2 separate regions of the Homo sapiens genome follow, and region 2 is linked to region 1. A link is an interaction called in ENCODE POLR2A ChIA-PET data of the cell type or tissue named here. Cell type or tissue: HepG2. All regions are shown on one strand. Each heading gives the region's core, and the rest is flanking DNA. Links, peaks and the distances in the headings are about the cores only. Region 1 holds the start of FERMT1 (FERM domain containing kindlin 1). Region 2 has its middle 18 kb from the start of GPCPD1.

Region 1 (2,855 bases), core at 1-2,500:
GCTGCAGAAAGAAAGGGGCTAAGGGGGCTCAGGAGCCACTGGTGCCCATGAAAGCCTCCCAACCTCTAGCTCCCCAGCCCTAGCTCCGGAGCACCCACCTCCTTTCCAGGAGCCCGTAGCGTCCAGCCTCGCAGTCGCGCACGTGGAGAGCTGCGTCCCTACAAACTACCCCGGGCCGAGCCGAGGAGCGGGCGCTGGCGAAGTGGGGAGCGGGGGGCGCCCAGTGGCGGCGGCTGCTCAGCTAAGGCTGCGGCAGGTGAGGGCTGGAGCCAGGGCGAGCAGGCGAAGCTGCCTCGGGACCTCCCACGGAGGCTCGGTGCCTGCCCCCAGCCTGGCGCGGCGTGCCCGGTGCACTGCACGGCCCCAGCGGCCCGGCTGAGGGCAGCGCGCAGCGTGGCAGGCGAGGGCACGCCCAGCCCCGGGCCTGCTAGGTCTCGCTCCCGCGGAGAGGAGGCGCAGTCTGCAGATTTTTAAGGGCAAAGGGTGGCCGAAGGGCTGCTCGGCGGAGAGAAGGCGGCGAGAACCCGGGGCGCACGCTCAGTATCTGCAGCTCCTCTTGCGATGTCTCATCCTGACGCTTTAAGGCCGCCTCCAGTTTCCCTGTTCCCCCAGGCCCGCCGGGGACTAGCCCAGATGATTAAAGCCGCGCCACTTCCCCTCCTTTCAGGCATACCCATCACTCACACCCCGGGGTGCGTCCAGGCCCAGGAGACTCCAGCCTCCCGCCTAGAACAGCTGCCTCCCTCAGAAAGAGCCCCGGAGCACTTGTGGTCAGGGAGGTGAAGGCAACGACAAAACGATTCGTCTCTGAGTAAGAGGGTGGTGTCAGTCTCCAGAAGGCTGAGGCTCCCGACCAGGGGAGACTCCAGGAGACCCAAGGGCAGGCTGCATGCGGAAGTCTGGGCCACACCTGGTATGGCTCACCTCAGGATCACCACCGGTCCCGCCAGTCGCCTTCCTGTTGGATTTATTTTCAAAGAGGGCTGGGGCCACCCAGGAAGGGTGGGTGACCTGGGCAGTTTACACAACCTCTCCAAGCCTCCTTTGTTCATTTAATCACATTTGTTGAGTGCTTACTGCTCTACAGGCCTCCCAATGGGCCTGGGCTCAGAGAATACAGTGGTTAATAAAACAGACATGGAAATGACAGTTTCCTCATCTGTGAAATAGGTACAGAGATAGAATGCGTGCTCTTCCACGGAGGGATTTCATGCAATATAGTACAGGCTTTAGCGATTTGCATTAAAAGGCTTGTGAACACTTAAATTTTAATAAAGAAGTTATAAAATTTAGAAGTTGAATCTGTTTTCGCTTAAACATTACCATATTCAGGAATTATTATGGGTTTGAAAGTACATTTAATTTAAAAAGGTTAGTTGAACATTGTTGGCAAATATAGGATATTATAATTGAAATAAAATCATTAAAAACTTGAAACAGAATGTCTTCACTTGGTAGCGTTTGTCAACGATGGGAAGGGTCATCTGGTCCCACTTCCCTACCTCTTAACATCATGAAACCCTGCTTATGGCCCATTAGAACTTAGACTGTGGTCAGTGCGCGCGCGCGCGCGCGCACAAACACACACACACACACACACACACACACACACACACATATATTTTTTTGAGATGGAGTCTTGTTCTGTCCCCAGGCAGGAGTGCAGTGGCACGATCTTGGCTCACTGCTGCACCCTCCGCCTCCCGGGTTCAAGTGATTCTCCTGCCTCAGTCTCCCGAGCAGCTGGGACTACAATTTTTGTATTTTTAGTAGAGACCAGGTTTCATGATGTTGGCCAGGATGGTCTTGATCTCTTGACCTTGTGATCTACCTGCCTCGGCCTCCCAAAGTGTTAAGATTACAGGTGTGATCCACCGTGCCCAGCCTGTGGTCAAGATTTTATGTGTGACCTTGAATTATGGCTCTATCTATTCATACCAATATGGTTTTTCTCTTTTCAATTGAAAATATCTGCATTGTGCTAAAGAATTCGACTGGTTTTAAGCGTTCTTCTTGGCCTAGGTTAATTTTTAAACTTGTAATTTTATGTAGTGACTTGTGTGTATATAAATGTGTATCATATATATACACACCCATACATATACACAATATATATAGATAAGAGCACAAATCGTGAATGTATAGCTGATGAGTTTTCGCAAACTGAACACACCTGTATACAGAGTATATAAAGACACTAGCGTATAAAGAGTGCCCAGTTGAAGAAACAGGACATCACCAGTCCTCGGAAGCCCGTTAGTGACCCCTTTTAGTTATTCCTTTCAGTTATGATCACTGCCGCTGCCTGCCCCTACCCCCGACCCCAGGCCCAGGATAACCATTATCTTATCTTCTAACTCCTCAGAAGGGTTTTGCCTGTCTTTGTACTTTATATAAATGGAATCAGACCATGTGCACTATTTTGTGTCTGGCTTCTTGTGTTCAACATTATGTTTGTGAGTTTTATCCATATTATGTGTCCTAGGCTTTTTTTTTTTTTTTTTTTTTTGAGAAAGGGTCTTGCTCTCCCCCAGGTCAGAGTGCAGTGGCATGATCATGGCTCACTGCAGCCTTGATGTCTCAGGCTCCCAAGCTGGGACTACAGGTGTGAACCACCGTGCCTGGCTAATTTTTAAATTTAGCTGCCTGAGCTGGTCTTGAACTCCTGGGCTCAAGCCATCCTCCCATCTTAGCCTCCTAAATTGTTGGGATTGCAGGTGTGAGTCACCATGGCCGGCTGTCCTAGGCTTTTAATTTAACTTTATGTTTTACTTATTACACGGTTACTGTCGTTTGTGTGACACAGGTCCAACCCATCCCCCAAGGTCCTGGGTTAGAAGTGGGTTAAAAAGTGT
Region 2 (2,913 bases), core at 186-2,685, 490 kb before region 1:
CACCACTGTGTACCCATGGGTGTCTCATCCAACTGTTATTAAATGCCCTGGGGCCTTGGCTGCATCTCCTTTCTTGGTACTCCCACCCCAGACAGAATATCATAACATCCATGAGTGGCAATGACATTATTATTCCTGCTCTAATTTATTTTTTAAAATAATTTGCATGCATCAGTATACAACCCAATCTCGCTTACTTGCTTGCTTTTCTTTTCTTTTTCTTTTTTCTTTTTTTGAGTCATTCTTGCTCTGTCGCCCAGGCTAGAGTACAGTGGTGCCATCTGGCTCACTGCAGCCTCCTCTGCCCGGGTTCAAGCAATTCTCGTGCCTTGGCCACCAAAGTAGCTGGGACTACACATATGCACCACAACTCCTGCCTAACTTTTGTATTTTTTCTAGTAGAGATGTGGTTTCGCCATGTTGGTCAGGCTGGTCTTGAACTCCTGACCTGAAGTGATCTGCCCGGCTTGGCCTCCCAAAGTGCTGGGATTACAGGCCTGAGCTACCCTGCCCTGCCTCTAAACTTTTATTATAATCCAAACAGAATTGCATTCAACAATTGCTCAAGGCCGGGTGTGGTGGCTCACACCTGTAATTCCAACACTCTGGGAGCCTGAGGTGGAAGGATTGCCTGAGGCCAGGAGTTCAAGACTAGCCTGGACAAAATAGAGAGACTCCATGTGTCCCAAAAAAAAAAAAAAAAAAAAAATAGGCCTATAATCTCAGCACTTTGGGATGCCAAGGTGGGTGGATCACCTGAGGTCAGGAGTTCAAGACCAGCCTGGCCAACATGGCGAAATCCCGTCACTACTAAAATTACAAAAGTAGCTGGGTATGGTGGTGCATGCCTGTAGTCCCAGCTACTGGGGAGGCTGAGGCAGGAGAATCACTTGAACCCAGAAGGGGGAGGTTTCAGGGAGCCAAGGTCATGCCACTGCACTCCAGCCTGGGTGACAAAGCAAGGCTCCCTCCGTCTCAAAAAAAAAAAAAAAAAAAAAAAAGCCAGGCGTGATGGTACATGCTATAGTCCCAGCTACTCAGGAGGCTTAGGCAAAAGGATGGCATAAGCTGAGGAGTCTGAGGCTGCAGTGAGCTGTGATAATGCCACTGCACTCCAGCCTGGGTGACAGAGCAAGACCCTGACTCTAAAAAAGAAAGAAAAAAAAAATTGCTCAAATGCTTCATCATTGAAAAAAGCATTTCATATGTTGGGACTGCCTTTCATAAGTCATAATTAAGCCAGAACTGAATTCTCCATCAAGACTGTTGGCAGTTAATGGCATTTTAAATTTTCTTCTTTTGGTATATTGGCATTTTCTAATTTTCTATCATGAACACTTGTTACCATTTCAAGTAGAGAATAACTGCATACTAGGCAATGTGCTAAGAATTTTACATGCATTATCTTACTAACTGCTCCCAACCATCTTTGTTTTTTTTGTTTTGTTTTGTTTTTGTTGTTGTTTTTTTTTTTTTTTTTGAGATGGAGTCTTGTTTTGTCGCCCAGGCTGGAGTGCAGTGTCACAATCTCAGCTCACTGCAACCTCTGCCTCCAGGGTTCAAGTGATTCTCCTGCCTCAGTCTCCCGAGTAGCTGGGATTACAGGCCCCAGCCACCACACCTGGCTAATTTTTGTATCTTTAGTAGAGACGGGATTTCACCATGTTGGCCAGGCTGGTCTCAAACTCCTGACCTCAAGTGATCCACCCGCCTCGGCCTCCCAAAGTGCTGGGATTACAGGCGTGAGCCACCACGCCTGGCCCATCTTTGAAATACTATTGTTAGTACATTTTACAGCAAAGGAAACAAAAGCCATAAAGGTTAAATAACGTACCTAGTTCAGCTTGGCTGTGCGGCTTTATACAAACCACTAATTCTCTTAGGCCCTTAGTTTTATGGCCTATAAAACTGAGATAGTATCTCCCTCATTAAATGTAAGGATTAAAAAAGAATGCCAACTGTGAAGGAGTTCTTATGTGAGATACCTGGCCTACGGAAAACAATACTCTTCCTTTATGTTCTCTGCAGATGTCGAGTACTACTATTAAAACAGACTCCTTAGCAATACAGTTCGGAAGATAGCTCAAATGCTTGGTACACGTATCTCCTCTCAACTTCAAGTTCACTGTCCTCAGCCTGGGGACTTGAAATTGGCCATCATGGGAATCAGAAGCCAGCAGAAAACACCATTCATCAGGGCTATCCTCCTTGGAGAGCCGGTTGTTCGATATTTACCTGCATGTACAATTCCTAAATTGAAAGATGATTGATGAACTTACTAATGTGGCTCTAATTCAGGCTTCATTTATTTATTTAGGTAGAATGCTTCAGAACTGGGCTCTGCATGTCATGAGGGCTATCTTCCCAACTGTAACATGAAGGAATTCCAAGAATGGCAAAAAAAAAAAAAAAAAAAGTCTCCCAAAGATTTTTCCCATTTCAGCTGTTTCAATCTGATTAGGGAAACACAATACACTATACATAACATCTTTGAGTGTTGATGTGAGTTTTTTTTTCTTTTTTTTTTTTGGATCTCTATGCTGCCTGTTGCTTCCATAAAAGGCCCCGATTAATGATATTTATGAATAGCCCAATTTGGTTTTTTTTTGAGGCAGAGTCTCGCTCTGTCACCCAGGCTGGAGTGCAGTGGCGCGATCTGAGCTCACTGCAACCTTTGCCTCCTGGGTTCAAGCAATTCTCCTGCCTCAGCCTCCCATGTAGCTGGGATTACAGGCAATTGCCACGCCTGGCTAATTTTAGTAGAGATGGGGATTCACCATGTTGGACAGGCTGGTCTCAAACTCCTGACCTTAAGTGATCCGCCAGCCTTGGCCTCCCAAAGTGCTGAGATTACAGGTGTAAGCCACCACTCTCAGCCATGATAGCCCAATTTGTTTGGCATACCTGCATCTT

Evidence for each region. Peaks named below come from ENCODE experiments on the same cell type or tissue, not always from the same donor. Only the 100,000 strongest peaks of a DNase experiment are listed, where the experiment ranks them.
Region 2: POLR2A ChIA-PET joins it to region 1 with 5 read pairs; 2 of 35 experiments call an interaction of 5 or more read pairs at or near these places.

Annotation. Positions count from the first base shown.
Region 1 is chr20:6,122,676-6,125,530 of GRCh38, forward strand. FERMT1 (FERM domain containing kindlin 1) reads right to left here and starts at 355. Exons shown (of 15, transcript NM_017671.5): 1 at 99-355. RefSeq lists a silencer at 241-360. In HepG2, for the core only: a CTCF peak has its summit at 426 (motif pointing right); DNase peaks (open chromatin) are centred at 446 and 976; H3K4me3 peaks cover 1,396 bases.
Region 2 is chr20:5,627,873-5,630,785 of GRCh38, forward strand. No RefSeq gene overlaps it. Among named protein-coding and RNA genes, the nearest start is that of GPCPD1, 18 kb to the left of the region's middle. In HepG2, for the core only: no CTCF peak of the experiment used is centred there; no DNase peak of the experiment used is centred there.